3 separate regions of the Homo sapiens genome follow, and all the other regions are linked to region 1. Evidence: read pairs that join two places in POLR2A ChIA-PET (ENCODE). Cell type or tissue: MCF 10A. All regions are shown on one strand. Links, peaks and the distances in the headings refer to the core of each region. The heading gives the core; the rest is flanking DNA. Region 1 has its middle 5.5 kb from the start of NEDD4. Region 2 overlaps NEDD4 (NEDD4 E3 ubiquitin protein ligase). Region 3 overlaps NEDD4 (NEDD4 E3 ubiquitin protein ligase).

Region 1 (10,917 bases), core at 2,100-7,099:
TTTTCCTGACTCTAGCTGCCAAATGGCCATCATATGCTTTTAATCTTTGTTTCAGTTGTCTGTCAGGGTTTAATTAAGAAGCTACTGGTTTATTCCCAATTGTTGATGCCTTTAGGTATGTTGGAATCTTTTTTTTGCCTAGGAGGAGCCAGTTGAAAATCTGTGACTCAAGAGGCAGTGAACAGAATACTGTTTTCTGGGGAAAAATTTGTTGGCTACTTGATGTTAATTATGGCACAGTAACAGGAAAAGGTTGTGTCTGTGTTTTTAAGTTTTTCTTTATTCTGCTTTTTTGCTGCTATAAGAGTTTTCTGAAATTTATATTTTAAACTTTTCATGCACTTTACTGTTTCTAGTCTCAAAATGTGATATTTTTAATAAACAAGAAATTTTCCATTATGTGAATGAAATTTTAAAAGACAATAGCCTATATTTGTGTCTCACTAATATATAAAGTACAGGTTAAATTTAAATTATTTAATTAGTTTTAAATATACACAATTTGTCTCCTCTTTCAAACCTGACATCTTAAACTGTTTTATTAGTCTTAAATGATGCATTTACTTTAGTCATTTTATGCTAATTTCTTCCATAGTAAATTAATCAGGCTATATAAGGTAATATTTCCCCAGAGGGTAATTTTAGTTGGAGGAGGGTGGTGGGATGATGTCATATCATACATGGGATTGCATCAGAAGGGTTCTGTAAAGCCTGAACTCCCTTTTAAAAGTGCCTAGTGATAGAGGCGTTGTTTGTCATCTATTATAATTGGAATGTCATTGTAGTTCAGTGAATTTTGATGTAAATAAAATATCTTTTAAAAATGTTAAAGTACCAGAATAAACAAACAAAAAGAAACAACCCTTAAGATGACAGATTTTCCTCAACATGCAGGTTTCCCTTCTTATATACCTCAAGTATCCAACATCTAGCCATGCAAATTGATTACCTGAAGCATAGTACTAGAAAGTAGAATAGCATGAAAAACTTAATTTTGTGGACATTACCTTTTTTTGTAATCAGCTACTGTATGTTTTATTTTAGATCTTTTGTTTTGGGTGGGTTTTCTGCTCTGGAGGTATATGCATTAACAAAACATTTTCCTCCTTCATATATGCATGTTAATTAGCAATGTAAGCAATATTTCCTACCATACTTCACTCCCAATATTTTTGGAGATGTTTGTATAAAATGGAATTTAAAGTTCACTTATGATTGTATATGAACCACAGAGAAGCCCATTTATTAATAACAAACTTTTTTAATAGTTAAATGTGGAAGGAAAAAATAAAAATGGGAAACATTGTAAAAAAATAAAAAAATTAAAAAAAATGAAGAGGCCGGGCGCGGTGGCTCACGCCTGTAATCCCAGCACTTTGGGAGGCCGAGGCGGGCGGATCACGAGGTCAGGAGATCGAGACCATCCCGGCTAAAACGGTGAAACCCCGTCTCTACTAAAAATACAAAAAATTAGCCGGGCGTAGTGGCGGGCGCCTGTAGTCCCAGCTACTTGGGAGGCTGAGGCAGGAGAATGGCGTGAACCCGGGAGGCGGAGCTTGCAGTGAGCCGAGATCCCGCCACTGCACTCCAGCCTGGGCGACAGAGCAAGACTCCGTCTCAAAAAAAAAAAAAAAAAAATGAAGAATGTTTAAAATTGCTAACTTATAAGGACAGTTCTCTTCTAAAGAGGGTGCATTCTGTTATAAGAAAGTCCCTTTTGTTCTGCTGAATACCTTGATAGGTTTAGGTATGCAAAATGAGCCTAGAGCTAAATTTGGGATTGAAGAGTTGAATTGTTCTGCAGTTTAAGGAAAGAAGATATTGGAGTTCCTGGTATATTCAGTGAGGGAATGGAGGGTGGAGAAAAGAAAGGAAAAGGATGACAGGAAGCTAGGGATTATGTGGGGAGAAATGGGCAGAAAAAAAATAAACAACAAAGAAACCCTGGTTGTACACCCCTTTAAGAATAAGGGTGTTGGCTGGGCGCGGTAGCTCACGCCTGTAATCCCAGCACTTTGGGAGGCTGAGGAGGTGGATCACAAGGTCAAGAGATCGAGACCATTCTGGCCAACATGGTGAAACCCCATTTCTACTAAAAATACAAAAAATTAGCTGGATGTGGTGGCACACGCCTGTAGTCCCAGCTGTTGCCCAGGCTGGAAGGCAACGGCGTGATCTTGACTCACTGCAACCTCCACCTCCTGGGTTCAAGCGATTCTCCTGCCTCACCCTCCCGAGTAGCTGGGATTACAGGCATGTGCCGCCATGCCCAGCTAATTTTGTATTTTTAGTAGAGATGGGGTTTCACCACGTTGGACAGGGTGGTCTCGAACTCCTGATCTCAAGTGATTCACCCACCTTGGCTTCCCAAAGTGCTGGGATTACAGGCGTGAGCACTGTGCCCAGTGACAGATAGTGTTTTAAACTCAAAAATATCTGCCTCAAACTTTGTGCTGCTATAACAGAATATCTGTTGGGTAATTTTAAATGGACAGAGATTTGAACTCCTGGGCTCAAGTTATCCACCTCAGCCTCCCAAGTAGCTAAGACTATAGGCACGCACCACCATGCCTGGCTAATTAATTTTATTAATTTTTTTTTTTTTTTACAGACAGGGTTTTGCTATATTGTCCAAGCTGGTCTCAAACTCCTGGCCTCAAGCAGTCCTCCTGCTTCAACCTCCCAAAGTGCTGGGATTACAGGCATGAGTCACTACGCCCAGCTGATAATTACCTCTTAAAGATCCCACCTCTCAACACTGTTGCACTGGGGTTTAAATTTCCAACACATAAACTTTGGGAGACATATTCAAACCATAGCAGAAGTTACTTTAGTTTTGGCCTCAGAAATGAGTCAGAAGAAAAAGGAAGAATTCACATGCTACAAATTTATAGTAAAAGTTGCTTACAAAGTATTTATCTGCTCTTCAGTTTCTTCAACCAAAAGCTAAACAAGTTTGTACAGGTAGACAAGACCTTTAGCTTAATTTATAAACGGCTTCCTGCAAAGCCCTCAAGCCATTTTATCACTCATCATCTCTTAAAAACAAAACTGGAATGTTAATCTATTTTTGGTAGAAAAAGTTGGAGACCATTTTATCAAATGGCTTAGACATATGAAGCTGTATGTAACTTAAAACTACTTATTTGCCGCAGAAATATTACATATAAAGAAAGAAGACAAAACTACACACACACATTACATTACCTATAGAATAATATTGAGCACTTCTAATTGCTTGCCAACTTCTCTTCTTGATCTTATAAGGAGATAATCTTATTTTCATTCACACATTTGAGTCATTTTAAATAATAGTGTAGAAACACCAGACCTTTAGTAGGAATCCTTATTTATAATGCTTTTACTCTACATGTTAAAATAGAATGGAAGAAATATCTTAAATGTTTAACTAAAAATCACTTTTATAGGCAGATTCTCTTATTCAGAATTAAGAATAGCTAGTGTATACTCAGGAGGTTGAGGCAGGAAAATCATTTGAATCTTGGAGGTAGAGGTTGCAGTGAGCTGAGATCGCACCACTGCACTCCAGCCTGGGTGACAGAGTAAGACTGACTCTCAAAAAAAAAAAAAATAGCTAGGGTAAAAGAACCCACAAATAATGTCTTTTCTTCTCCTAGGAACCATATAAAGCATTTTGCATTTCAAATTATTATCTTTCTTTTTTTAATAATTCAGGCAAATATAATCAGAGAAATTCTAAATGCTACTCATTTTAGCTGAAAGCTCAAGTTATTGTAGAAAGGCAACACTTTTGTAATATTGATATTTTAACCTCTTTTTCATTTTACCACTCAAAAATTGCTAATAATTGAAATGGAATGTTCTTTGTAAGTTTATTTTATATTTGGGAGCTAAAATAAACAACAGCATTTGCTTAAAGGTTTTGAACTATGGCATATTAATGGTACAGATATGGTTTATCTATTGCAGAATTGAGTCATATGCAATAAGAAACAGCATAAAATCCATAAATAAGATTTTATGAGGGAAAAAATCAGTGTTACATATACATTTTTCCCCGTTTCTGGCAAATATAATCTTTCATTCATATAACTGTTGACTGGCTTCTATGTGTCCAATGGGAAGATAAATACAGTTCCTATATTCAAAGAACTCCCAGACTAATTCAGGGAGAGCTGCAAGACAATTTAGGTACTGCTGCATAGGAATCCTAGTTCCTACTATGGGGTAGAAGGGATGCTTCTTCCAGGAGACACAGCAAGGGTCCCACTGTACTGGAAGCTATGACCACCACTTGGTCATTTTTGAGCTTCTCATGTTAGTGGACCAATAGACAAACATAGTAATTACCGTATTGGCAGGGAGGTATAGGAGCTATGGTTGAGTTACACAAGAAAGACAAGAAAGCGTATGTTTGGAACTCAGGGGATCCACCGCATATTTTAGTACTTGCATGTCCAATGACAATTCTAAATGGGCAATTACTAGAACCATGACCCAATAAGTTAAACACAACTGACAAATCATACCTCTTGGGGAGGAAAATCTGAGTCCCCACCAGGCAATAACCTAAATTTGCTGAAGTACTGGCCAAGAATGGGAAAATTGAGAGTGGGTGGTATAGGAGAGAGATAATGCATATCATTTATGACCCTGAGACCAGTTACACAGTAGATGCTGCAGCTTATCCTAGAAACCCTTGTCTATCAAGTCTTTTGGAGAGGTAAATACTGGACACACCTCAAAGACCCTACGGCAGAATGGACTAAGTGTGGGGCAGATCTGCACATGTATTAGATTCCTCTTGCACTCTGACTCATACCCTCTCAACTAACCTTTACTCCAGTCCTTGCTGCAGCAACCAAAGATGTAGAGATGTAACCAGACAGCAACTCATTTTAGTTGTTTAATGTATATTTCACTTTCTGCCCCTGTGCCTCACTGCCACTGCTGTTGGACATACCTGTAGGAGCCAATTCAGCCATTCTATACACAAGGAAATCTGCAAATATTAACATCCTATGAAATAACCCCTGTCCAATAGGGAATGGAAACTAACGAATAAATACTCCCTTCTTGGTAGAACAATTCTGAGGTACATTCTATATGACTCCTGAAGGGTCCTTAGTGATATCGAGCCCAAATCAGGTTAATCATGTAAAGGAAACTAAAAAATTTACAAAATCACTGCATGGGTCTTATGCCATTCCTTGTTTTACTCTTTTCAGTCCCTCACTCATGTTTCCTAGGCTCAGTCGCGTTCCGATAAATGTTTAATAACTGCCTCTCCAGGAAAATAAAATGATCTTGGTTTGTAGTGTTTGCCTATTTCTGTGATATAAATACACCATAATTTCAAGCTACCAACATGACATCACCAAATCTGCAGTTGGATAGAGGTGTACACAATTGTACCTTGGATGCCAGTATGAGTTGAGTCCAGCACACTACTGCTTGGGAGTGTGTCTCAAAAAAAATTACTGCATGCAAACATTTGTCTCAGAAGATATAGGGTGAAACAAAAAAAGACAAAAAGCTACCAGTCTGAGCCAATTACCAGACAATGATGGGTGTACCGACATTAGCCATGGATACCAATAAGAAGAGAAAAAAAATCTTAGGTAGAAGAGGAAAGAATTTCAATTGTATAACAAACTGGTGATAGGAAGAAGTTGTAGGAATGGGCAGGGGGTATGAATTTTAGAATACTCAGAAGTCTCTAGCCTTTGCAACTAGATAGACAATAATGCTATTTCCAGAGACACAGAATACAGGATTATAATGAGTTCATTTTGGGATCTATTTAGTTTGAGACTTTTTTCATGATACCAAGAAAGAGACAGTTAGTGGGAAATACAGGTCTGAAGCTTAGGTAAGAGATAAGGGTGTGGAAGCTATAGCAAGGTATTGTGAAATTTTATTGTTGATAACTACTTATATTCCTGGAATATCCTGCCGCCCTTCCTCTGGCTCCAGTCAGACAGCAGTGAGGTTTTCTGATTACTGCCCTCAGGCTAGAACTGTTACTACAGAAATGAAAAGAGAAAGATAAGTCAATGCTCAGCTTATAAGTTTTAAAATAGAGCTTTGAAACTCCTGGTAGAAAAAAATATGTTGACACTGGGTATGATGGCACATGCCTGTAATCCCAGCACTTTAGGAGGCCAAGGCAGGCAGATCACTTGAGGCCAGGTGTTCAAAACCAGCCTAGCCAACATGGTGAAACGCTATCTCTACTAAAAATAGAAAAATTAGCCAGGCATGGTGGCACATACCAGTAATCCCAGCTACTCAGGAGACTGAGGCAAGAGAATCACCTGAACCCAGGAGGCAGAGGTTACAGTGAGCCAAGATAGCACCACTGCACTCCAAACCTGGGATTATAGGCGTAAGCCACCGTGCCCAGCCATAACAAATCTCTTTATATATCTGCATCCTATTGGTTCTGTTTCTCTAGGGAACCATAATACAGGGTCTTTAATCTGTCAGTCTGGAACAGTTCCTCCAACTTTCTTGACTTCTATGTCCTTGACACTTTTGAAGATTACAGGGCAGATATTTTGTAGTACGTTCCTTAAATTGGATTTGTTTTCTCATGATTAGATCCAAGTTATGGAGGAAAAGCAATGGGTTGCAAGATTTTGGTTTATCAAATGTTCACTTTGATCATTTGATTAAGGTGGTATATTTCAGCCTTTTAATCTATGTAACTAAGTACTTTCTGGAAATATATGTTGAACCCTGTAAAAATCTCATTTTTCATTGAACTTTGAATGTACTCATTTATTATAATTTATATCTGTAATGAACACATGGTACCAGAATTATTCATTGGATTATAATCTGTTGCTATCATAATTTATTTTAGTGCTCAAGTTAGGCCATCTTTGGCCAGTGGGAGCTTTTTTCAGGTTGGTTCCTGTGTCCTTTTATTCTGTCTCCATCATTACTTTCATTATTTTCTGGGATAACAAGATGTTTCAGGCTCAACTTTTATTTGCCTTGTCCTAGTCCTGGAATCAGCCATTTTTCCAAGGAGCCCTGGTTTCTTTTAGTAAAAAGTTAAAATATGGATGCAAGATATGCTCATTGCTTTTGGGGTGTCATTGTTCCCAGGCCCTCTTAGAATACAAATGTAGAAAATATTTGTGTGTGTGTGTGTGTGTGTGTGTGTGTGTGTGTGTATGCAGCAGAGGTTTACATCTACATTTATTTATATACTATATATATATGTTAAAAACTTTTGAGTTCATATCAACACCACCAATTTCATTATAACAACACAAGACTCATTCAAGTTTTCTCTTTCCATTCTTGTAACTTCTTCAACAGTGACTAATGTGGTTCTCATTATCATTCATATATTCACTTATTGGATCACTTGTCTCTACAAGTAACTAATTTCCCATTTCTGCCATCACCAGTCCACCAAGCAAACCCTTCCTTGAACACACCTGGGTCCCACTGCCTTGCACCTGGCCGTCTTTCTCACTACCTCCCACCCCTTGTGGGGTGAGGAGGGCATTTTAAAAGATGACCATGATACCTGAACTCTCTTCTTTACTCCTTCCTCTGCCTTGTAACCTGGAACATAGACGTAATGATTGAAGCTTGAGCCACTCTCTGGACTATGAGGATAAGGGTCACACCTACAAACATCAGAGCAGTGAGCTGTGAAGTGCCTGAATTTCTGACCCTTTGGCAGAGCAAACTAGCCATATTAACCCTGCCCTGCCCACTGTCTAGACTTTTACATGACAGCCATATAACATGAATCTTTAAATCTTATTAGTTTAGGTAACAGCCAAATGTAATTCTACTTGATAAAGATGTCCACAGCTAGAGGCCAGCGGGAACACAGATACATCTACTAATTCCAGGAGGGAGTGATGAGAACCTTTATCACCAAGATGAGGGAGCACAACAGCCTGTTAGAAGTCAGAATCCAGCTTAGCAAAAAGAGGGTCAGGCAAGACCAATGAATTGATTGGGACTATGTATTCTACTACTGGAGGCAGAAACTTAGTTCATTTCAGAAAATCAAATAAACATTTCTTGCACTACTGAGCTCTGGATCTGAGATGGGCTCTATGAAGAAAGTAGCTGAAACTATGGTAATGGCAATGGCAATGGATGAGGTCCAGGGAGTTTCCAGTGGAAGAAAAAATGAACCTTAAAAATCTCAAACATTAACTATTAGAAAGGAAGCAGCCAGGGGATATTAAGAGTAAGAGAGAATTAAAGGAGAACTTCTGAACAAGACTTTTTTATATCCCTTAGGGAATTAATTACCAACATTAAAGTGCATTTCGTATCATTACCTTTCATATTGTTACATTCCACATCCAATTTTGATCCCAGGGGGTGATATTTTAAAAACTAGAAACAATTTCTGCATCACAGTGAAATCTATAGGCAGAGTTAAAGAGGTTTACGTATACAGACTACTAGAAAGTCTAGACCAGGTTTACTGGTTTTCATTCATTTCTTGCTTCTTAATCAGTTTGGAGGCTCATGTAAAGGCAGATTTGAAGGGAGAAAAGACTCAAGAACAAGAGATAGAAGGGGTGATGCTATTGGAGGTTGCTAGAATTGCCTGGATTTTGGCTTGGGATGATCCCTAGCACAGGTATGAGGCACAGAATCAATTGTTATGCACCATGTCACATTCTTCACACGTGCCTCACATGGTTATACACACACTCAAACCAAATCAACATGAACCTAATTGAAGGCAGCCTAGGTAGACAAAACGCCTTCATGAGAGTTCTGCGCAGTTGAGTGATATGTAGAGGAGTTCTTCATTCTAAACAGCTTTCTCAGTGGTGGTTGGTTATTGGACCACCAGCTGATATCACCATCCCGATTTGAGCTTCCTTTAATTTCAGGTGCCCCTCCTAGCTGTTGACCGGGATACAATAATTACTCTAGTTCATCTTGTATTGGTAGCTGTTTAATTCTTCATGATTTCATATTCGGAAAGACAGAATAAGAAATCATGAGTCAAATCAGTGGTCTTTAGAAGTATCATCACTAATACCTATTGGATACATCAAATGGCCAATTTGCTTTACTTTATAATCCCTTGGGGATTTACTGATTTTTTTTTTTTTAATTACCAGTTTTAGGCTGTGTATACTTCTCATATATTCATTAAATTTTAGTAGCAGTAACGGAAGCTGTTTTTACACGTTTGTAATTGTGCCCTGAAATGACACTGAATTAACTTAAATTCAAATGACTTAACTAACTTAAAATTAAACATAAAAATGTGTATCATGAGAGATGAGGGAAATATTCGCAAAATAGAAGGGCACACAATATTTTCAGATTATTTTATTCTTAACCCACAAATCCCACAGATATGTGACAACTTAAAAAACAAATTAATGCTCTCATGGCTTTTTCGATTTAGGTAAGCCAACAATTCCTGACCATTCTGTAATTTTGTAGTCATGTTTGATTAAGTGCCATCTCTTTCCCCCTAATACGGATAAAATCTGAATTGTGTATTAACAGAATTTTGATACATATTATATGAATGAAATGGATCCTACCAATCATAAAGTACGACAATTGAGGTGGAGTCTTGTTCTGTCGCCCAGGCTGGAGTGCAACGGCGCAATCTTGGCTCACTGTAACCTCCTCCTCCCAAGCTCAAGCGATTCCCTTGCCTCAGCCACCCAAGCAGCTGGGACTCCAGGCGCCCGCCACCACGCCCAGCTAATTTTTGTGTTTTTAGTAGAGACAGGGTTTTACTATGTTGGCCAGGTTGGGCTCGAACTCCTGACCTAAGGTGATTCACCGCCTTAGGTTTCCCAAAGTGCTGGGATTACAGGCGTGAGCCACCGCGCCCGGCCAAGTACGAGAAAAATCTTACGTAACAAACCAGTAATATGGGCTATAGCCTTGTTCCCACGTAGCATCTTAAACTGTTAAAAATAAATCAGAGTTATTCTGAAATCATTGAGGAAAATAAAAATTAGATTTTGAGATTGCAGAATTCTGCAAATTTCTGCAAATGTATAAAAACAACATGATATAAATTGTGGCCTGGGTGTTCATAATTCTCCCCAGACTCTTTTATGGATGCCTTATTTGGTGGAGGTCTTCCTGTAATTATGGAATTATAAAGCCCATCAGACAGGAATATTAAAAAGCATGATTATTCCATAACCTTATTCCACAGGAGGAGTTATTCCACAGGAGGAGTTATTCTACAGGAGGTCCTAGTTCACTTTATTTTTCCCTCTTCGTCACTGCCTTCTGGTGGTGCTGCGGATCAACGCCCAGCTAAAGCAGGTTTAGAGGGTCAGCCTGGAGATTGGATTGTTACTGGTGGGATTTAAAGATGGACAGACCATAGGACAACAAATAGCTTAGGAACTGGCACTGTTTACAAATCCTAGGGAGAGAATTTCAGATCCCGAGTCCAAGACTGCTGCGATCCCTCCAGGCCTCCCCATTTGCTGCCACGCTCAGGCTTTCCCTGGCGGTCCCCAGGTCCAGCTTCTTATGGGAATGACACCCTTAACCGACAAGAAAGCGCTATGATTTTCCGTTTGGGATTTAAGCGGGGATTAAGCTCACGGATTCCCAGGCGTCTAGTCAGAGGCCGAACTCTGGGTCGGATCTCAGCGAGACTTGTTGCTGAGGAACACTGCAGCTTGGCTTCCCGGCGCTTCCCGGCGCTCCCTGGCTCCCCGGCGGGCCCGTCAACCACCCACCTCCCGGGAAGGGACCGAGGGCGCGCCCCGCCACGCGCGCTCCCCACGCCATGGTCCCCGCCGCGCGCGCTCATCCCACCCGAGCCCCGCCGCACGCCCTCCCCACTCCCCGAGCCCCGCCACGCGCGCCCCCGCCCAGCCCCAGGAGCGCGCGCCGCCGGCCTTTTCCCGCCGCGCTGCCGGGTGCCGCTAGTGCCCGCTCGCCGCG
Region 2 (10,917 bases), core at 297-5,296, 91 kb after region 1:
GCAGGGATTCCCCATCTCAGCATTATTATATTGGGCTGGACACTTTTGTAGTGGGGGCTATCCTGTGCACTGTAGGATATTTAACAGCATCCCTGGCCTCCACCCACTAAATGCTAGTAACACCCCTTTCTCCCAGTGTGACAATCAAAAAGTGTCCCCAGACATTGCCAGATGTCCCCTAGGGGCAAAATTGTCCCCTGTTGAGAGTCACTGCTGTAGGTGGCAGCAGCAGCATATGCAAGGCTAGAAATGTGAAAGAATCTCCACTGTAAATAGTCCAGTGGGGCTCAAGCATAGGGTAGCCTGGGGATGTGGGAGGCGGTGATCTGCCAGAAGTGGGTCAGAGTCCGATTAGGCCTGGTGCTTCATGCTGAAGACAAAGAAGGGGGTCTTCGGCTGATAGTTAAGTAGTTGGGCAATGGAGGTCTTTATTTGAGAGTGTGAAGTGCTCTCTTTAAGGTTTTTAGAAGACAATTTTTCATGGTTTCATGGATTATAAATGAATTAAAGTTTTCCTAACTTGGATGACTGGGTTAACAGTGATGTTATGAACTAAGATGGAGAATTCAGGAGAGGGGCCAGATTGGGAGGGTGAAGAAGAAATCATGTATGAAGTTTATGTGTATCAGAGGCTGCCCTGATAGTGCTGTTTTCAAGTAGGGCAGTTGGACATACAGGACCAAGGCTCAGGAGAGAAGTGAGAGTTGGAAATGTAGATTGGGAGTCAGGAGTATAGTCAAAGCCTCAGATAAGGATGAACACGTTAGGGAAGGTATACAGTGAGATGGGAAGGGAAGATAAATTATAATTTTGGGGACCACCAACTTTGGTGAGGCGGTAGAAGAGGGGATAAAGAAGAGACTAAGGAGGAACCACACAGAGGCCAAGAGAGCATGGAGGCATGGAGAGCATGGAGGCGTGGAGGCATAGAGGCATGGGTGAAAGGTGAGGGAAGGAGGAAAGCAGACAGTACCACAGAGAACATAAGTATCCACTGGATGTGTCAGTTAGGAGGTCCATTAGCAAGAGTAGGCTCAGGAGAATGCGGGGTTAAAAGCCAGATTGAAGAAAGAATCAAACAGGTAAGGAAGCAGAAACAGCCAGCATAGGTTGCTTGCTCGATGTCATAAAATAAGCATGAGATAGCATAGGCAAGGTATATATGTAGTTATTGTTATACAGAAGGCATATGTGAAGTGGATATAAGATGTATAAGACAAACTCCCTCTCTACAGGGAGAGTACAGTCTCTTTTTCCTGGAGAAAAAAATAAAGGTTACAGTCTTACGTTCTTTCACCTTGGAACTATAGAATAAGCAAGTATGATGAGTGAAAAGGAAATTCAGCAATATCAAATGAAGGAAACAGAAAATTATAAGTGAAAACTTGAAATCGCTTATGAATATTCACACCTCATTTTGGACAGCATTAGTCTAACTTTCTCAGTCCCCTCTCTACCACCAAAAATAAGACGAGACAAAATAGAGCTTCCATGTAGAAAACAAGTCAAGGTTTTAAGGCCTATTCCCAGAAACTACTTGGATAATAGGCAATTCTGTCTATGTTGCCGGCTTCTTACAGGCTATGGAGCCTACCATGTGCTAGCTGTTGTGAGGCCTCACCCGTTTGTGTCCACTCTCCCTTTACATCACAGGTGACAGGGAAACAAGACAGACCAGGAGAAGCCAGGACAAGAGGCTTTGTAGGCTGAAGGGGCTTGGCAGAGTCTCTGGGTGAGGCCAGGCGATGTGTTGAGGTCAGGAAGGTGGTTAGCAGAAGGAGCAAATGAATGCTGAGAAAGGGAACCAGTTGTCTTGTCAGCATACCCTGGAAATAATCCAAAGTATTGCTCACACGTCTGGTTCAGTATCCTCTGTTCCTTGTGTAAAATTGGGAGACCATGGTCAGATGAAGACAGATACTTAGAGATACAGTAATTTCAAAACAAGAGATGAGCAGATCTGTCCCAGTTCAATGAGATGTTTTGGGAAGGACTCAACATGGGAGCAACTGTTGAAAAGCAATTTTACCCACACTAAGATTGAAGCGAACTGTTGGGATAGAACAAGAGCAGCAGACCTGAGGGCTTAGACGAGCAACCAGCTAGTGTGTATGTGCACCTTGTAGCTCGATTCATGGGTGAGTCACAACAAAGAACACCTTGAACAAGTAAGTAAATTCATGGCATTTCTAGTTAGGCCCGAGGATGTCTGTTGGTGAAGAAAGAGCGTAGGCCTTCTCTTGACTTAGAGGTATTATAAAACCATAACACTAGGAAACATTTTGATTACCTTAGTAGAAAAATACATTACCCAAGCAAGATATTGATGATATAGTAGACAATGTCTTTAAATTCAGTTATAACTAAACTTAGTTAAGTATAGTTATACCTGAAGTTAAGTACAGATATACCTAAAATAATATTATCCAGGATTGCTTCCTTTTATTTACTTTTTATCTCAATTGTTTTTTTATGATGAGGTCTCATTATGTTACACAAGCTGGATTTGAACTCCTGGGCTAAAGCAATCCTCTTGCCTCAGCTTCCTGTGTAGCTGGGACTACAGGTGCACTGCTGTGTCCGACTCACAGGCTACCCTCTAATGCTTTATTAAGGAATTAGAGAATGGCTTATTAAGATGTCAGCTGGGCCAGTGATTTTTAAATTCTCATGTGCATGTAAATAACATGGCGATCTTATTAAAATGCAGATTCTGGTTCTGGTTCAGTAGGTCTCAGAATGGGGGCCTGAGATTTCTGTATTTATAACAGATCGTACCAATGCTGGTAATTCCCCAGACACACTTTGAGAAGTAAGTCTTAAGGCCATTCTTTGATGAGAACAGTAATACAGTTCAAAGTCGAAGTATCCATTGAGTCCCTGCAATGCCATTATTGTGGCCATTATCACGAGTAATTCATTAAAAACATATCAATAATACTTCAGATACTAAGTGTACATGCAGCAGAAAAAAAAGTTAAAGATGGAGATATGGCAATAGGTAGGCAAATGTAAATTCACTAGAATTGATTAGAGAAGTATTCTGGAGAATGGATTAAGCAAATCTTTTCTGGGCTCAGATTTGCTAGAATACAGTTCCCTACTATAGAGAACAATGACTAGCTCAAAATAGACACTTAATAGATATTTATTAAATTAATGAATAAAGCCAGGGACCCTTTGGAATGAGGTAGAGATGACTGCAGAATCCTGATAGGTGAGGATGACTACACACAGCCTTGCAGAAACAGATAACCAAACTAGGATATTTGAGTGATGACTGTGATGATGAGTGGGAGCTACGTGATGCTTCATCCTTTGCGTGGAAGAGTGGCACTCTTAAATGAATACCTTGTCCCTGGGGTGAATGCCAATGGAATATTATGATCGTGACTCAAGGATTAGTTTCCACAGTGGAGTCTGATTCATAGCCTACATATTCCACTAACTGGTACCGTATAACTGGGTGTCTGGATAGAGGCTCAGATCAAGTTTCCTGAAAAGAAGATTGAATGGACAAAGATCTTTAAGGGTATTCAGACAAAAGCCATTTGACTAGCTTTCTTTCAGTTTATCGTTGTTTTATAAAATGACTTCCCTCTAGACTTTATTGTAAGAGCTGGGATTCTCAGACTAGTTCCTGGAGTTTTAAGTAACTGTTTCAGCTAAGAATGACCTTTACTTTTGTAACAAGGCTGAAAGACTGAACCCTCTTAAACAGTCACAGAGCTTACTGGAAACTCAAGTCGTCTTCAAAGCAAATGAGTTTAACAAGTATTTATCAGAAATAGAATATGTGCCTGCCATAAGTGGCAAATATTCTTCCTGGATGTGAAGAGGTTATAATTGAAATGAGACAATGGCATAATCCATAGAAAACAACCAGAGAACAATATAGTATAATATATAATAATGTTTATATACCTACTTCATGCAGGTAAACACCTAAACATTGAGATATGTGATTGCCCATATGATTTAATTACTTTTATCAAGGTAAAACATGTGCCCATTTTAAAAGTCAGATATTATTTCTTTGAAGATTTTCTGTCTTTTTCTCCATGTTTTCTCTTCCTAGAATTCCTGTTAGCCAAAGTTTGCACTTCCTGGATTGACCTTAAAATTTTCTTTTCTCTCCTGTTTTCTGTTTCTTTGCCTCCTTAATCTACTTCTTGGAAGATTTCTTCCAAGTTTCCCCCTTTCTTTAATTTTAAAATTTTGTTTATTTTTTATTTTTATTTTTTTTTATTTTTGAGACAGTCTGGCTCTGTCGCCCAGGCTGGAGTGCAGTGCCGTGATCTTGGCTCACTGCAACCTCTGCCTCCCAGGTTGAAGCAATTCTGGTGCCTTGGCCTCCCGAGCAGCTGGGATTACAGGTACGTGCCACCTGTCTGGCTAATTTTTTTATTTTTAGTAGAGATGGGGTTTCACCATGTTGGCCAGGCTGGTCTTGAACCTCTGACCTCAAGTGATCCACCTGCCTCAGCCTCCCAAAGCATTGGGATTATGGGCGTGAGCCACTGCGCCCAGCCTAAAATTTTATTTTTTATTTATTTATTTTTTAATTATACTTCAAGTTCTAGAGTACATGTGCACAATGTGCAGATTTGTTACATATGTATACATGTGCCATGTTGGTGTGCTGCACCCATTAACTCGTCATTTACATTAAGTATATCACCTAATGCTATCCCTCCCCCAGCCCCCCACCCCACAACAGGCCCCGGTGTGTGATGTTCCCCTTCTTGTGTCCAAGTGTTCTCATTGTTCAGTTCCCACCTATGAGTGAGAACATGGGGTGTTTGGTTTTTTGTCCCTGCGATAGTTTGCTGAGAATGATGGTTTCCAGCTTCATCCATGTCCCTACAGAGGACATGAACTCATCATTTTTTATGGCTGCATAGTATTCCATGGTGTATATGTGCCACACTTTCTTAATCCAGTCTATCATTGATGGACATTTGGGTTGGTTCCAAGTCTTTGCTATTGTGAATAGTGCTGCAATAAACATACGTGTCCATGTGTCTTTATAGCAGCATGATTTATAATCCTTTGGGTATATACCCAGTAATGGGATGGCTGGGTCAAATGGTATTTCTAGTTCTAGATCCGTGAGGAATCGCCACACTGTCTTCCACAATGGTTGAACTAGTTTAGAGTCCCACCAACAGTGTAAAAGTGTTCCTATTTCTCCACATCCTCTCCAGCACCTGTTGTTTCCTGACTTTTTAATGATCGCCATTCTAACTGGTGTGAGATGGTATCTCATTGTGGTTTTGATTTGCATTTCTCTGATGGCCAGTGATGATGAGCATTTTTTCATGTGTCTGTTGGCTGCATAAATGTCTTCTTTTGAGAAGTGTCTGTTCATATCCTTCGCCCACTTGTTGATGGCATGGGCAAGGACTTCATGTCTAAAACACCAAAAGCAATGGCAACAAAAGCCAAAATTGACAAATGGGATCTAATTAAACTAAAGAGCTTCTGCACAGCAAAAGAAGCTACCATCAGAGTGAACAGGCAACCTACAGAATGGGAGAAAATTTTTGCAATCTACTTATCTGACAAAGAGCTAATATCCAGAATCTACAAAGAACTCAAACAAATTTACAAGAAAAAAACAACCCCATCAACAAGTGGGCGAAGGATATAAAATTTTATTTTTAAAGTTCTTTCTTGTTTCTGATGATTTCCTAGTCCTAACGTCCTACTTGTTTTTATGAATACAATCTCTTATTTCTCTGAGAATATTTTACTTCGGGTTTGGTCTATTTTCTTTCTTAAGTTTTGTTTCAGGTCCTATGTTGTCTCTGGTTCCCTTTGGTCCCTTTGCTGTTGTTATTGTTATTTCTCTTTAATACTGGACATTTCCCTCCAGATATCTGTTGTTGATATTTGAGAGTAAGTCGCTATGAAGTTGCCTGGAGGTTCTGTAATTATGTTGGGCTTTTCAACTGGTGGGTTTCACTGTTGGGAAACCCCCCAATTGTTAGTGTCTTCTCTCTGAGGTCAATTTGTTTCTCCAGAGAAGAAACTTCTAATGATTGCCAGTTATGTTTTACAGCCATGGTTAGTGACAAATCAGGAGTGAAGGTGATTCCTTTATATAAGTTCTGCAACTGAGTGAATTCCAGGTAAAATATGTCTTAAAAGTGATATTTACTTACAGAATTCTTAACATGCTGATGATAATTTAATTCATTTGCAGTAAATGAAATGCCTGATTTTCTTTTCTTTTCTTTTTTTTTTTTTTGAGACGGAATTTCGCTCTTGTTGCCCAGGCTGGAGTACAATGGCACGATCTCGGCTCACTGCAGCCTCTGCCTCCTGGGTTCAAGCAATTCTCCTTCCTCAGCCTCCTGAGTAGCTGGGATTACAGGCATGTGCCACCGTACCCGGCTAATTTTGTATTTTTAGTAGAGACGGGGTTTCTCCATGTTGGTCAGGCTAGTCTCAAACTCCCAACCTCAGGTGATCCACCCACCTCGGCCTCCCAAAGTGCTGGGATTACATGCCTGGCCAAAATGCCTCATTTTCATACCTCTGGTCTGACATACCTTGTGTATATTCTAGAAGCATATACACTCCTAGAAAGACTGAAGTAAACACTCTCAAGTAGAAAATGTGGTTTCCTTAACGTATTTCTCAACTTTTTGCATTCTTGGTAATACATTGAAGTGCAAATATGCATACCTGTCACTCAGAAGAAGAGAATCAACCTGTTTAAAATGTGTATGGAAATACGCCGGGTGTGGTGGCTCACACCTGTAATCCCAGCACTTTGGGAGCCTGAAGTGGGCAGATCACTTGAGGTCAGGACTTTGAGACAGGCTTGGCCAGCATGGTAAAACCTCGTCTCTACTGAAAACAGAAAAATTAGCCAGGCGTGTTGGTGCACGCCTGTAATCCCAGCTACTCAGGAGGCTATGACAGGAGAATGTCTTTAACCTGGGAGGCGGAGGTTGCAGTGAGCCGAGATCGAGCCACTGCACTCCAGTCTGGGTGACAGAGTGAGACTCTGTCTCAAAAAAATGAAATAAAATAAAAGGTGTATGGAAATAGAACAAGGAGGAAGAGACCCTAACAGCCTTCTAGTAGAGTTTAATATTGGATGTTCACTGTCACTAGGACTTGAAGCCTCAACTATGATTTTTAACTTGGAGAAAACCTTGATATATTCTTTTCTTTTGAGATGCAGTCTTGCTCTTGTCCCTGGAGTGCAGTTGTGCAATCTCGGCTCTCTGTGACCTCCGCCTCCAGAGTTCAAACGATTCTCCTGCCCCAGCCTCCGAAGTAGCTGGGATTACTGGTGCCCGCCACCACATCTGACTAATTTTTTTGTGTTTTTAGTAGAGATGGGGTTTCACCGTGTTGGCCAGGCTGGTCTCAAACTCCTGACCTCAGGTGATCCTCCCACCTCGCCCTCACAAAGTGCTGGGATTCACAGGCATGAGCCACCGTGCCCAGCCAATGTGTGTATATATATATATATATATATATGTGTGTTTTTTTTTTTTTTTTGAGATGGAGTCTCACTCTGTCACCCAGGCTGGAGTGCAGTGGCACGATCTCGGCTCATTGCAACCTCCGCCTCCCGGGTTCACGCCATTCTCCTGCCTCAGCCTCCCGAGTAGCTGGGACTACAGGCACCTGCCACCACGCCCAGCTAATTTTTTGTATTTTTAGTAGAGCTGAGGTTTCACCGTGTTTAGCTAGGATGGTCTCGATCTCCTGACCTCGTGATCCACCCACCTCGGCCTCCCAAAGTGCTGGGATTACAGGCGTGAGCCACCTTGCCCGGCCCCAGTATATTCTTTTTTAAACCCTTAGCCTTATATTTGTAAAAGTTTAAAACAGCATACTTCATGTGCCACATTTTAGGAAACTGTCTGAGATAGTGATTATATCTCCATATTAGAAATAAGTAGAAAGGCCCAGAAATTTTTAAATGACTTGCTGAAAATCACAAATCTAGCAAATGTCATACTTCAACCAAAACGCAACTCCATTATGTATTTTAAAGCACCTTTCTACTACCACTAGCCAAAAGGACTCTCATCGGGCACTGGGAGAATCCTACAGGATAAAGCTGCTTGGAAAAGATTACTTTGGTAAAAATAGCATCAGAAAGAAAAAAAAGAGTTGTCTAAAGGAAAAATTCCATTTGGGCTGACTACAATCTAATGAATAATGTTTACACTCTGAAGAATGTATAGTCCAGATCAAGTGTTTTCTTATGGCCATTGTTGAGTGAAAAAAAAGTTTAGGGATTATTATTAAACATTACCAGAGAACCAGTTTCTCTCGCAAATATTTCTTTTTATTTATTTATTTATTTTTTATTTGAGATGGAGTCTCGCTCTGTCACCCAGGCTGGAATGCAATAGCACGATCTCGGTTCACTGCAACCTCCACTTCCTGGGTTCAAGTGATTCTGCTGCCTCAGCCTCCTGACTAGCGGCGATTACAGGCACCTGCCACCATGCTGACCTAATTTCTCTCAAATATTTCCTTCCTTGTCTTCCAACTTGTGATTTATAATTACTTTGTTTTTTTCTGATTACTTTTATTGATTAACACATACTTTGTTTTCTGCCTCCTATAACATTGTTTATGAATTTCATCCTTAAGTTCTTTTTATTTAATAAATGTTATAAACTACCTATATTATTATAAGCTAGTTTTTTCCCAAATATTTTAAAACTTTTCGTTAGGGAAAATTTCAAACATACACAAAAGTAGAAAGAATATTGCAGTGAACCCCTATGTATGCCTCATCCCGTTCTAAAATATATCAACATTTTGTTGATTATATCATCCATCTCCTCCTCGCTTCTCCTTTTTTCTAGAATCTTTTTTAAAAAATACATATTGTACCCATAAACACGTTGAAATGCATCTGTGATGGTTAGGAGCCTTTTACATATATAAAGCCACCATGCAGTCGTGACAAAATTAATGGTAAAAGCAACATTAATTCTAAACTGTTTTGGCTAGATAAATCTCTAAGTCACTATGTCATTTTAGTATTGACAAAATTCAAGATGGATACATCTCTTTTGACTTGCATCTGTCTAATTCATCTATTTTCTGATATTCACATCTCTTTGGGATGGAGCATGTCAGTTATTTACCATAGGATTTTCTCTTTCTTTAATCAGATAACTTTTGATAATGCATGGGTTACCAATATAATTGAGGCCTTCCTTTGGAACCTAAAACCAAGAGATTAGAGTTCAGATTTGGAATTTATCATCTAACCACATCTTATCTAAGCCTTAATTGCCGCACTGTATTTAGGGTTCAAACATCTGGGATAGCTACCTTACTCATTCCTAGGCAGAGGTGAAAATGTACTCTATGTTGAAGTAACTCTATTAGTTCCTATTATAGCTTTTCCAAATCCTGGTTTTTATATTTATATAATATAAAATTTATGAAACATTGCAACAGTGTTTCAAGTACTGGAAATTTTATATGTTTGGCAAATACTTGATGCTCAATAAAGAGTAGCTCTCATTATCTACCTTATATTGTTGTGAGAGTGTCTGAAGGCACTGTAAACTGTAAAGTGCCATGATATGTAACATGTAATAATTGTTTTTTATATGTACAAATGGAATCATATATGTAATTATGAATCCACATGAACAGTTAAGTAATGGGAAATGCATGAAAAGAACACATTAAAAAGTCAAGTAAAAATACACAGACCACGAATCTGGGGAAGCACTTCTTCATAAGAAACCAAAGCAAAGATCAAAGTCTGTTTTCAAAGGAATACAGGATTTCTAAAGCCTATTAACAATTAAGCCACAATTCTTTTTACTTATACTCACGAATTTTGATTGGATGTATTCTTAGGGACAGTGTCAACACTGGATGTACTGAAGGAGAACAAAAATAAGAATTATACAGCAAATTAACAGGAGTAAATAATTAGCCAGAAAGTCCTATATGTGGGCCACAAGCCCCACATTGAATATCCAATAATTGGTAGTTCTAAAACGAACTCTTGTTTCTTTGATCCCCCATTGAAAATTTTGACTTATGGAGACGATTTCATAAATGTAAAACATAAAATTGTAGACTTTTTTCTCTTCAGTTTTTAAACTAAAGAATTCACAGAGCTCTCAATAGTTAAGATATCACAAAGGATAAATGCTTGAGGGGATAGGTACTCCATCATCCATGATGTGATTATTATGCATTTCATAGCGTATCAAAACATCTCATGTACCCCATAAATGCATACACCTACCATGTACCCACAAAAATTAAAAATTAAAAAAAGTTAGATACCAGTTTTCGCTAATAGCATTCTTTTTATTTAAATGAGTTTATTATATGTGAAAACATTAAAATAAACATCTTATTTTGTAAAAACCACTATTATAACTTGGTTTTTATCTTACTCTTGATCTTTAGGAATCAGTTCATCTTCTAGCTGTCATCAATGTTTTTGCCTCATATTTTAAACAAAATATTATTAATACATTTGCAATGGGAAATATATCCTAGTGTGCCAATTTATCTTCATATTAAAATGTTTAGTTGGCAGTTGTTGACAGGGTAAAAGCAAAGTAATTCAGCTATTATAATTTTACATTTATATAGTTACTCTTTGAGACATACATAAAAGCTCAATTTTGTATGATTCATATAAGCAACTCAATTTTGTCGGTCTGATAGGGCTTTTATAAAGCTCTCTTATAGCTATCTCTCCCTTTACTGAAAGTAATTATGTATTTGGCTCTTAGGATATTTTTTAACCTTCTGAAGTTAATTTGGGTATGACCCTGGCATGTTATTTATAAATATTAGCAACAGGTGGTAAAATTGCCGAAATATATTATACTGATACCATAATTTTGGAGCAAGCTAGTCAAATCTGTTTACTCCATTTAATCTGAGTTT
Region 3 (10,917 bases), core at 4,741-9,740, 82 kb after region 1:
TCACCACCTCCCAGGTTGAAGCGATTTTCCTGCCTCAGCATCCCAAGTAGCTGGGACTACAGGCACATGCCACCATACCTGGCTCATTTTTGTATTTTTAGTAGAGACGAGGTTTCACCATGTTGGCCAGGCTCGTCTCGAACTCCTGACATCAGGCGATCCACCCACCTCGGCCTCCCAAAGTGCTGGGATTACAGGCATGAGCCACCATGCCCGACCAAATGGCAGCATCTTTAAGCATTTATTTCTGAGTATCTGTGGGTTGATGTTTACTTGTTTTTAAATAAAGATTGTGTTTTTCTTAGGTTCATCCTCAGCAGCACCGGCTTCTTTTTGAAGTGTTTGACGAAAACCGATTGGTAAGTTATATTGTGCTTATATGAAATATGAAGTAAGGGTACATTTCAGTGGAGCAGCCAGGGGAAGTGGGTAAGCAGTCTGGGATTTGAGTGATGGCTTGGGGGTGGTTATGGAGACTCTGGGCAAAATGGTGAGGGAGATAGAATTTGTTTTCTTCCTCCTGGTCCTACTCGCTCCCTTTCCATTCTCCTCCCAAGCACCTCTTCTGATTGCCAACATATTATAAGGTCTTACTCAAGACCTCTTGTGACAGGAGAGGACAGAAAACCAACCTCTTTGTCCTGCCTTCCCTCTCACTCGCCCATGACCCCTGGTTCCTACTCCATGGCTCTGGGAATCTTCCCAGGGTATCCTTCAGTTGCGCCTCCTCACTACAGTGGCCTTTCTTAGGGTTACCTGTATCCAATGGACATCCTATCCACTCTCTCATCCCCACTCTTCTACAGAGGAAATCTGTCCTTTTTACACTGATAAGGAATGAGCAAATAAAGTCTTCTCAAAGATGGCCAGCTCTTACAGAAGCAAAAAGCAAAGTTAAACCTGATGTTCTTTTTATAAAATGATTGTTCTGATTTCTGAATTCCTAAAGACTCTCTTAAAGTCCTATCCTTTTCCTAATTTTGTCTCTGAGGATCCAATCTCAAACCCTCATCTTAGCATCTTACATCTATATTTTAAACCTGTAAGATTTGAACAGGTAAGTATAGAAACAGTGTTATGTGTGCAAAGCTTATCAGTTACAAGCACCAGAAAAATTAAACAGTTTTGTTCATTTTTTAGCTAACAGAGAAACTAGCTTTTTTTTTAAAAAAAAGTCTGTTTTTAGTGTTAAACTACATTCATGTTTTTTTTGCCCTCAAGAAATGGTAATTATACTGGCAACTAAAGATATTGCCAATGAAATCTTTAATAAACATCATACTAAGCAAAAGTACATTATTGCTGCCAAAGAAGACTATCACTGACTTGCTATATATATATATATTTTTTTTTTTTTTTGAGATGGAGTCTCGCTTTGTCGCCAGGTGGGAGCACAGTGGCTCAGTCTCAACTCACTGCAACCTCCGCCTCCAGGGTTCATGCAGTTCCCCTGCCTTAGCCTCCCTAGTAGCTGGGACCACAGGCGCTCACCACCACACCTGGCTAATTTTTGTGAATTTTAGTAGAGATGGGGTTTCACCATGTTGGCCAGGATGGTCCTGATCTCCTGATCTCGTGATCCGCCTGCCTCTGACTCCCAAAGTGCTGGGATTACAGGCATGAGCTGCCATGCCCAGCCTGGCCATCTAATTTTTAAGGCTAAGTGACAGATGTTGCTGATTTGATTATCAGATATGGTTAGTTACAGAGCTATTTGTTTTCTGTCTGTGTTTTTGCTTGTTTAAAAGAATATAAAATGTTTTCCTTTTTTTCCCCTCTGAATCTATAGACCTGTTTTCCTTTATTTATTATTATTATTTTTTGACAGAATCTCACTCTGTTGCCTAGGCTGGAGTGCAGTGGCGCAGTCTCAGCTCACTGCAACCTCTGCCTCCCAGGTTCAAGCTATTCTCCTGCCTCAGCCTTCCAAGTAGCTGGGATTACAGGCACCCGCCTCCTTGCCCAGCTTATTTTTGTATTTTTAGTAGAGACGGGGTTTCACCATGTTGGCCAGGCTGGTCCCTTCTAGATGGAAACAAATTAAACTTTGTATTGGTGGAGTTTTTGTGTGTGTTTTGTTTTTAACTCATGAAATATACATACAAAAAAGCCCACATAATATAAATATTTTAAATAATAAGACAAATATGTATACACGTTACTCAGCTTAAGAACTAGAACATTACCAAAATCTTTGAAACCCTCCCTAGATCCCTCCTTAGTAGCATCTTCTTTTCTTCCTCCACAAGTACTAGCCACTGTCCTCAATTTTGTTTTTATCATTCTTTGCTTTTTAAAATACTTTTATCACATGTATATATATCCCCAAAAAACACATTGTTGGCCGGGCATGGTTGCTTATGCCTGTAATCCCAGCACTTTGGGAGGCCGAGTTAGGTGGATCACCTGAGGTCAGGAGTTCAAGACCAGGCTGGCCAACGTGGTGAAACTCTGTCTGTAATAAAAATACAAAAATTAGTTAGGCGTGATGGTGGGCACCTGTAGTCCCAGCTACTTGGGAGGCTGAGTTGGGAGACTTGCCCGAACCCAGGAGGTGGAGGTTGCAGTGAGCCAAGATAACACCATTGCACTTCAGCCTAGGTGACAAGAGCGAAACTCTGTCTCCAAAAAAGCAAAAACCCACATTGTTTATTTTGCATATTTTTTAATTTGTAAAAATAGTATATCTCTATAGACATTCCTCTGATATGCTTTTTTGCTTAACATTATATTTGTGAGATCTGTGATTACACATTTCAATGATGCATAATTTTCTATATTCTGAAAAATCATAATGCTATAATTTATGTATTTAACCTCCTTAATAGATATTAGTGTTATTTCCAGTATTTTGCTCTTACAAATTGATAAACATTTTTATGTCTCCCTATGTACGTGTCTGAGTCTATCTCTAAGAGATATGTTTTAGAGTTGAATTGCTAGATCATGGTATTACTGTTATTTTTCCTGTTGCCACTGATACCGATGTGAATTTTGCCTGATCATTGAGTGTATTATTGGTGAACTATTTTATTTGCGTTATTTGCATGTTGTCCACAAGGAGGGACAGCTCACATTTGTGCTTTCCACCATGCTTAATTGTCTGGTCCATTTTGCCAGTAACTTTAGTATTTGCGTGACTCTTTCTTAATGGCCAGAATGGCTGTTTGTCAAACACTAATCAGTGAATTAACATTCCTTAAGCATTTACTGTGTATATAATACTATAAAGTGTGTCATGATAGGTTGGAAGAAAAAAGTATTGCCTTTGATATTAACAGTTGGATATTTATAGATGGATAAATATGACAAAATTTTTAAAACTTTTAACCATATGAAAAAACAAATAACACATTAATCAAAATATTGTAACACCTGTAATCCCAGCACTTTGGGAGGCTGAGGCGGGTGGATCAGGAGGTGTTCCTGAGGTTAGGTGAACACCTGATGTCAGGAGTTCGACACCAGCCTGGCCAGCATGGTGAAACTGCGTCTCTACTAAAAATACAAAATTTAGCCAGGCCTGATGGTGCGCACCTGTAGTCCCGGCTACTCTGGAGACTGAGGCATGAGAATTGCTTGAGCCCAGGAGGTGGAGGTTGCAGTGAGCTGAGATCACACCATTGCATTCCAGCCTAGGCAACAGAGTGAGACTCCGTCTCGGCGAAAAAAAAAAAAAGTTATTATAGATCCCCACACTAAGGACTAAGAAATTCTATTATAATCCTGCCTTTCTTTTGGGGTATTAGCTTGTAACCCTAAACAAATTATTCAATCCTTCTAAAAATACCTTCTCACATTTAAAAAATGAGGACAACAATATTTGCCCTGCCTATCTCATAAGCATATTGTGAGGATAAAATGAGACAATGACGATGAAAATACTTGGAAAATTCTTTATCATGATACAAATATAAAATGTCATTTAACATTCGTAGACTTAACGCGTTTGTAGCTCTCTGATATGGTATATCTTGTGTTAGCTAAGATATACCATTTAGTATATCTACTGTGTTAGATGCTCTTCTATGAGTGGGAAATACAGCTTTTCTTGAGAAACTCGGTTTACCAGCAAAACAAAGAGCCAAAGATAATTAGAACATGGTGGTGTGTGTCATTCTAGTCCTCTTGATTTGTTGCTAGTCTTAGCAGGTAAGGGAGGTATAGAGATGACCTGAGATGTTATAGAACCTATAGCCATTGGTGGAGTAACAGACCTGATTGTATAGCAACAAATGACCTGTGTCATTATAAATGTCATTCCGTCTTTATTCTGCTGAGGCACTCACAACTAAATTTAAAATGTACCATTTTCCTAGCAAATTCTCTTGGAAAATGGAGGGTGAAGAACACAAGTATAATATTAAGCAGAAACAACTTTAGTCATCTGGAAAACGTTTGTAATGTAAGTGATATTTGCTTTCAATAAAGAGTAGGCTTATATCACTTTTTTCCAGCCAATTTTAAGACTTGAGTGTTATAAAATATTGTCGTTTCATTATGGTGATGGTGGTGGTAGTGGTGGCAATAATGACAGAACATTTCAGAATGATGTGTCTTAAAAAAACTCTACCCACCAATGCAAAAGTTAGCACTGTGTCACCAGTCTAAGATATACACCTGTACACATTCAGCCACCGGTTTTAGGAGCCACCTATATTCTGGGTGGAGACCCTGTGCTTCTCACGTTTAGCAGTTGTATTAGTGAAGGTTCTCCAGAGAAACAGAAACAATAGATTGTGTATATATTTTATGTATTATTTATTTTTCATATATTTTATATATGAAATTATGTATAATATATGAATATATATATTTCCACACAATATATATATAGTGAAGACTTCAATCTGAAATCTGCAGGGCAGGCCAGGAAGCTGAGAACTTAGGCAGGGATTCTACATTGTAGTCTTGAGGCAGAATTGCTGCTTCTTACACAACCTGTGTTTGCTTTCAAAGCCCTCAGCTGATTGGATGAGACCCACACACATTGTGGAGGGTAATGTGCTCTACTCAGAGTCTACTGATTTAAATGCTAATCATGTCTAAATGTCTTCATAGCAATGTCTATACTGATGTTTGACCAAACAAGTGGGTACCATAACCTATCGAAGTTGATACATACAATTAACCACCGCAGCTGACTTTGGCCTTCAAAGTTCAGTCAATGATTAAGATTACCCAGAGCCTATCCATACCATGTAGATAATCACATTATTTTCCATGTAGATGATCAGTAACCAACAGCTCTGAATGTGAGGTTCTTAGCTTCAATCCTAAGACGTTATCTGTTTCATTCCGGAATATGAAATTCTATGTAGGACTTGCATGGATTCTTTCCAGATGAGGGCTGCCATGTCCCTCCAGTTCTTCTACACTTAAGGTTAGGATTAACACTCCTGTTTTGGTATTTGCTGGACTGAGAGACTACATTTTATAGCAAGTTCCCCGATTTCCCATGTAACTGCTATAATAGCAGTATAGATCCTATGCAATTTCAGACCTCAGCCAGCAATGCAAATTGTTCAGCCTCCCTAGAATTTAAACTCAGACTAGAGTGCTAGGAAGTGCATGTGATTCTCTTACCTTACATTTCCTTGGCTGAAACCCTCTCTGTAAATTTTTCAAACGTCATTCTTTCTTGTCCACCTGCAGTGCTTTTTGATATTTCTTTAAAAGTGGCGGCTGGATCAACTTCAACAACAACAAGAAAAATCCTGAAAGAAAGCATTAGGCATTCAGAGTGACTGTGATGACACCATCCATCTCTCCATCCAGACTTCTATCTGGTGTCTTCTGGTACTTACTTTGAGCCCAGGATGAGCTCAGGAGCATCAGAAGAAATGTGTAGTTATGGCCCATGCTCTCTGGAAAGTTAAAATCTAGTTAGGGGACATGGAACTGATGCTTATAGTGAAGCTTACCAAAGAGAAGACATTTATCTGACCAAATACTTGGAGTTCATTATTTTATATGTTAATAATGAGAGGAGCTTTTCTTATTTCCTGGAAGTTTTAGGCCACAGACATGAACAATTAGATCTCATTGATTAGCCTATTAGAAGGGATTCATTCTTTGAGTTATTAGACCCCACACTTAATCCCAGAAAGAACGCTGAAGTCATTTGAAGGCAGAGTAAAACAGGACTCCTCCTTATTTAAAAGAAAAAGATGTTAAGAGAATATTGACTGAAGTCTGTAAAATCATAAAGGAGGTGGTTTATACAAAAGCAAAAATAACATAATAATTGTATTACTAAGTTTTCAACTATTGTACGCATTCAAAAACAGGGCTGTTTCATTCTAGTCAAATGAAATGCAATGAATTCCCATAATTCTGTTTTGTGTCTTAATTGATTAAAAATCTGTTTAGAAAATTCTGATCAAAAACAGATCTATCTTAAGCAGTTTTTTTTTTTTAACAAAGTATGAGTATATGTTTTACATATTTGCTTTTACTTAGGAAAAAAAACTTACTTAGCAAAATACAACTTGGGTGTAGTAGCATGTGGTATAAACAACGGAACTATTTTACCTTTTACTTTCCTATGAATGAGCCAGTATATATTTATTACTGGAGTTCCAGCTATAAAATTTAGGTGAGGGGTTTAAATATACCCTAGAGTATTATTTAAAAATAAATTTGTTTCTTTCAAATAGAATACCAACCTTGGTCTATGGCATTTGAGAGAGAAATTAAAATATTAAATTTTGATTGCCTAGTAAACTGAAAATAAAGGTTAAATAAATACAAAGCAGAAAAAATATATATACAAAATCACAACCTCTAAAAGGACAAACAGTCCACTGTTCTCTACTGTGGGAGCTTTATCAGCACTGGTGAGTAATTCCACCTCTAGGGTAGGGCTAGCTCTCAAAAATGTAAACAAGTATGTACTTCGTTTATATAAAGAAATGTGCAGCTTGGTTTGTATTTCTTTATAGATATCAAACAGCTAAATGGATTGTTTCAAAGTACCAGCAGGGGCCAGCAAAGAGCTCTTAGAGTTTTTCAGAACAGAATTGGCATTGAGACATGTTTATTTGATGTGCTAAATCCTTTTTAGACTTCTTTACTTACCACAACACTCTCTTAAGTGAATGAATTGCAGAGACAGTGGAATAAAATATCCTGTGTGTTCAAACTATCTTGGGGTATAGTTTTTTTTTTCTAATCTGCATATATTTTTATTGGAATGTTTGCTTAGGCTATTTCTTGGCAGTTTTAATAGTCAAAATATAAATGGCATCATTTAAAGACTGTTCTACTTGGCTGGAAAAGGCCTTAAAATTACAGGAGAAAATGCTTAGTGACAGCTTCTCTTAAACTTTTTTTCTTGAACCTATGCTTCAGTTTTGCAATGGTATTACTAGGTTAATTTTGTAGTTCTGTCCTTAAGCTTTCACTTTTTATGTAACTAGCACTTTGGAAGCTAAAATATGTATCTATTTGATGTAGTGCTAAAGTTTTAATTCATTGTAAAGTTTTGGTATTTCCAAATTTACCTAACTGTTTGAATTCACACATTAAAAAAAAAAAATTAACAGTCCCTATATTAACTAACTTGACTAGATTCCTAGTATGGCTACTATTTGGAAATTCAATCTTTGATTTGATGCTTAATTACATGGGGTTTTGTTCCTACCAACTTCCTGTAATTCTATACCTATGGGTAAAAATATTAGTGGGCAAAGTCGGCTGGAGAAAGTATAGGCACTGTGATTCACATAGTTAAATGTTCATTTAGTAGAGCTGGGGTGAAAAAATACTGTTTCAACTTGAAATGTTAGAAGATTGTTGTTCTTGTGTTACTCATTCATGCAAATTGGAGAAGGTATAATTGAAACAAGGTTGGCTGTGTTTGAGTCAGTGTGCTGCAGCTGAGCTCAGCTTAAAGGTCGCTGGAAATCAAGTGCTTTGTAAGTGAAGGCATTTTGACTACAAGCGATTCAAGACATTTTGGAAACGTCAGTCTCTGGAATGGGTCGTCTTTTTCTTTCTATGATATCTGGTATCTAATGTTTTACTTAGGATAAAGACTACTACTTAATAGCTCTTTTAGGCACCACAAATGATTTTTTCTTTTGATGCAGTGCAGCTGCTTCTAGCCTGTCTACGGACAGAGATCTTTGTTATGACTTTCAGCCCTTAACATGTTTGGAAATGAGAACAAATGGCACAAAGCTTACGATTGCACTTTGCAGCCAGAAGAAGCAATACTTACCCTTTGTCAGAAACCTCCGGAGATGACTTGGATAGCCATGTTCACATGTGCTTCAAAAGACCAACACGGATTTCAACGTCTAACGTTGTTCAAATGAAGCTGACTCCCAGACAGACTGCACTAGCTCCGTTAATAAAGGAAAACGTTCAGTCTCAAGAAAGATCATCTGTTCCCTCATCTGAAAATGTTAATAAAAAGAGCAGCTGTCTACAGATTTCACTACAGCCAACAAGGTACAGTGGATATCTTCAGTCTAGCAATGTCTTAGCTGATAGTGATGATGCTTCGTTTACTTGTATCTTGAAGGATGGTATTTACAGTAGTGCTGTGGTCGATAATGAATTGAATGCTGTGAATGATGGTCACCTTGTAAGCAGTCCAGCCATTTGTAGTGGTAGCCTTAGTAACTTTTCAACCAGTGATAATGGGTCTTACAGCAGCAACGGTAGTGATTTTGGGTCATGTGCAAGTATCACAAGTGGAGGTTCATATACTAACAGTGTCATCAGTGACAGTAGTAGTTATACTTTTCCACCAAGTGATGATACTTTTTTGGGTGGAAACTTACCTTCTGACAGCACCTCCAATAGAAGTGTGCCAAACAGGAATACTACTCCTTGTGAAATTTTTTCAAGAAGTACAAGTACAGATCCTTTTGTCCAGGATGACTTGGAACATGGATTAGAGATTATGAAATTGCCAGTGAGCAGGAACACAAAAATTCCACTAAAACGTTACTCCTCCTTAGTCATTTTTCCTAGGAGTCCTTCAACTACCCGACCGACTTCTCCAACAAGTCTGTGTACTCTTCTGAGCAAAGGATCCTATCAAACTTCACACCAGTTTATTATTTCTCCTAGTGAAATTGCACATAATGAGGATGGCACTAGTGCTAAAGGATTTCTTTCAACAGCTGTCAATGGACTTCGGTTATCTAAAACAATTTGTACCCCCGGAGAAGTAAGAGACATACGGCCGCTTCACAGGAAGGGCTCGTTACAGAAGAAAATTGTTCTTTCGAATAATACTCCCAGACAGACTGTCTGTGAAAAGTCATCTGAAGGATATTCTTGTGTTTCAGTGCATTTCACCCAACGAAAAGCAGCTACATTAGACTGTGAAACAACAAATGGTGATTGTAAACCAGAAATGTCAGAAATTAAGCTTAATTCTGATTCAGAGTATATTAAGCTCATGCATAGGACATCTGCATGTTTGCCATCCTCCCAAAATGTAGATTGTCAAATAAATATCAATGGAGAATTGGAAAGACCACATTCACAGATGAACAAAAACCATGGTATTTTACGAAGAAGTATTTCATTGGGAGGAGCTTATCCAAATATTTCCTGTCTATCCAGCCTTAAGCACAATTGTTCTAAAGGGGGACCATCTCAGTTACTCATAAAGTTTGCATCTGGAAATGAAGGTAAAGTGGATAATTTATCAAGAGACAGCAACAGAGATTGCACAAATGAACTGTCTAATTCTTGCAAGGTAAGTTTCCTTTGGTCTTGGTAAATGTTAATTTATATGAGAATAACTTAATGAAATATTTGGAGAACATTTATTGTAACCAAGCAGTTTTACATATTTTCCTGGTCCTTAGCTAGCAGTATTTTGTAGTCATAAATTTTATATTTGTAAATCTGAAGAACTCTATGTATAGTTTTTTACTCTATTTGTTATTTTACCAGTGTACAAAATGTATATTTTTAAAAATCTTCCTAAGTGATTTAAGCTATAAAACTTTTCTACAACATAAAAAACTTTCTACAACAAAACAAACTTTGAATAACAGTCTATTTCATAACATTTTATCTTGGCATATTTTTCCTTTAAATGATATAGTATTCTTTTGTGTAGCTCAATACTTTATTCCTATTTTCAAATGATCATTTTGTTTTCTCCTCTTCTTAATCATTATGAAATAGAGTAAAATTTAGAATGCTTATTTAAAATATTAAACAAAAACCCATATCAAAGTGTAAAGATCTTTTTATAAATTATCATAGAGAAACTATATCTCAAATACATGTGTTTATAAGATCATTCATAAAAACTATTATGCTGCATGTTTAAAGCAGAGGAAAAATAAATGGCATTTGTATTTGTATATACCCTTAACCACAGGAATTTTGTTTCCACCCTATTTTTCTTTAGCCACGAGTTAATACTGCCCTCTAAAATGTAACTCACTCTTTCAACAATATTGAATTCTAAGTTTTAATATTTTTGAATTTGGTTTAAATTGCTAGGCATTTACCACAATTTTCTATTTACCTTTTCATTTTTTTGACAATTCAGCTTTATTATATTAGTAATTTAACTCTTATGAATCTTAGCCAAAAGTTCTTTATGTAATTTGGCCGTTCCAAAGTATTTAAAATGGTTTGAACTGAAATAGATTTTTTAAATTTCTGTATTTGGAATGTTTTACCAGATTCCAGGAAATTTAAAAAATTTTCTAACTAAAGCAATTTTACATGACAGTACATCATAGTTTTGGGGGGAAAAAACCTTAATCTGTGTTTTTGTAACATCCATTATGTTTATTAAAGATTGTTTTAAAAAAAAAAACTTCTGGATAAGTAACTTTAGGTGAATAAAATAGTAATTGCTAGTTTATTTTCTCTCTTCTGAAATCTGGTAAATATAATAATTGTTACCAATGCCCAGATGTTAATATAAGC

Evidence for each region. Peaks named below come from ENCODE experiments on the same cell type or tissue, not always from the same donor. Only the 100,000 strongest peaks of a DNase experiment are listed, where the experiment ranks them.
Region 2: POLR2A ChIA-PET joins it to region 1 with 22 read pairs; 6 of 35 experiments call an interaction of 5 or more read pairs at or near these places.
Region 3: POLR2A ChIA-PET joins it to region 1 with 65 read pairs; 6 of 35 experiments call an interaction of 5 or more read pairs at or near these places.

The regions. Positions count from the first base shown.
Region 1 is chr15:55,993,698-56,004,614 of GRCh38, reverse strand. It overlaps the pseudogene CNOT6LP1. Among named protein-coding and RNA genes, the nearest start is that of NEDD4, 5.5 kb to the right of the region's middle. RefSeq lists silencers at 9,797-9,994, 10,781-10,880. In MCF 10A, for the core only: no CTCF peak of the experiment used is centred there; DNase peaks (open chromatin) are centred at 2,974, 4,764 and 5,964.
Region 2 is chr15:55,900,429-55,911,345 of GRCh38, reverse strand. The region is part of intron 5 of NEDD4 (NEDD4 E3 ubiquitin protein ligase); the gene reads left to right. Among named protein-coding and RNA genes, the nearest start is that of NEDD4, 88 kb to the left of the region's middle. In MCF 10A, for the core only: no CTCF peak of the experiment used is centred there; DNase peaks (open chromatin) are centred at 1,825, 2,085 and 3,375.
Region 3 is chr15:55,914,088-55,925,004 of GRCh38, reverse strand. NEDD4 (NEDD4 E3 ubiquitin protein ligase) reads left to right here. Exons shown (of 29, transcript NM_006154.4): 5 at 306-359. Among named protein-coding and RNA genes, the nearest start is that of NEDD4, 74 kb to the left of the region's middle. In MCF 10A, for the core only: a CTCF peak has its summit at 6,993 (motif pointing right); DNase peaks (open chromatin) are centred at 6,944, 7,804 and 8,934.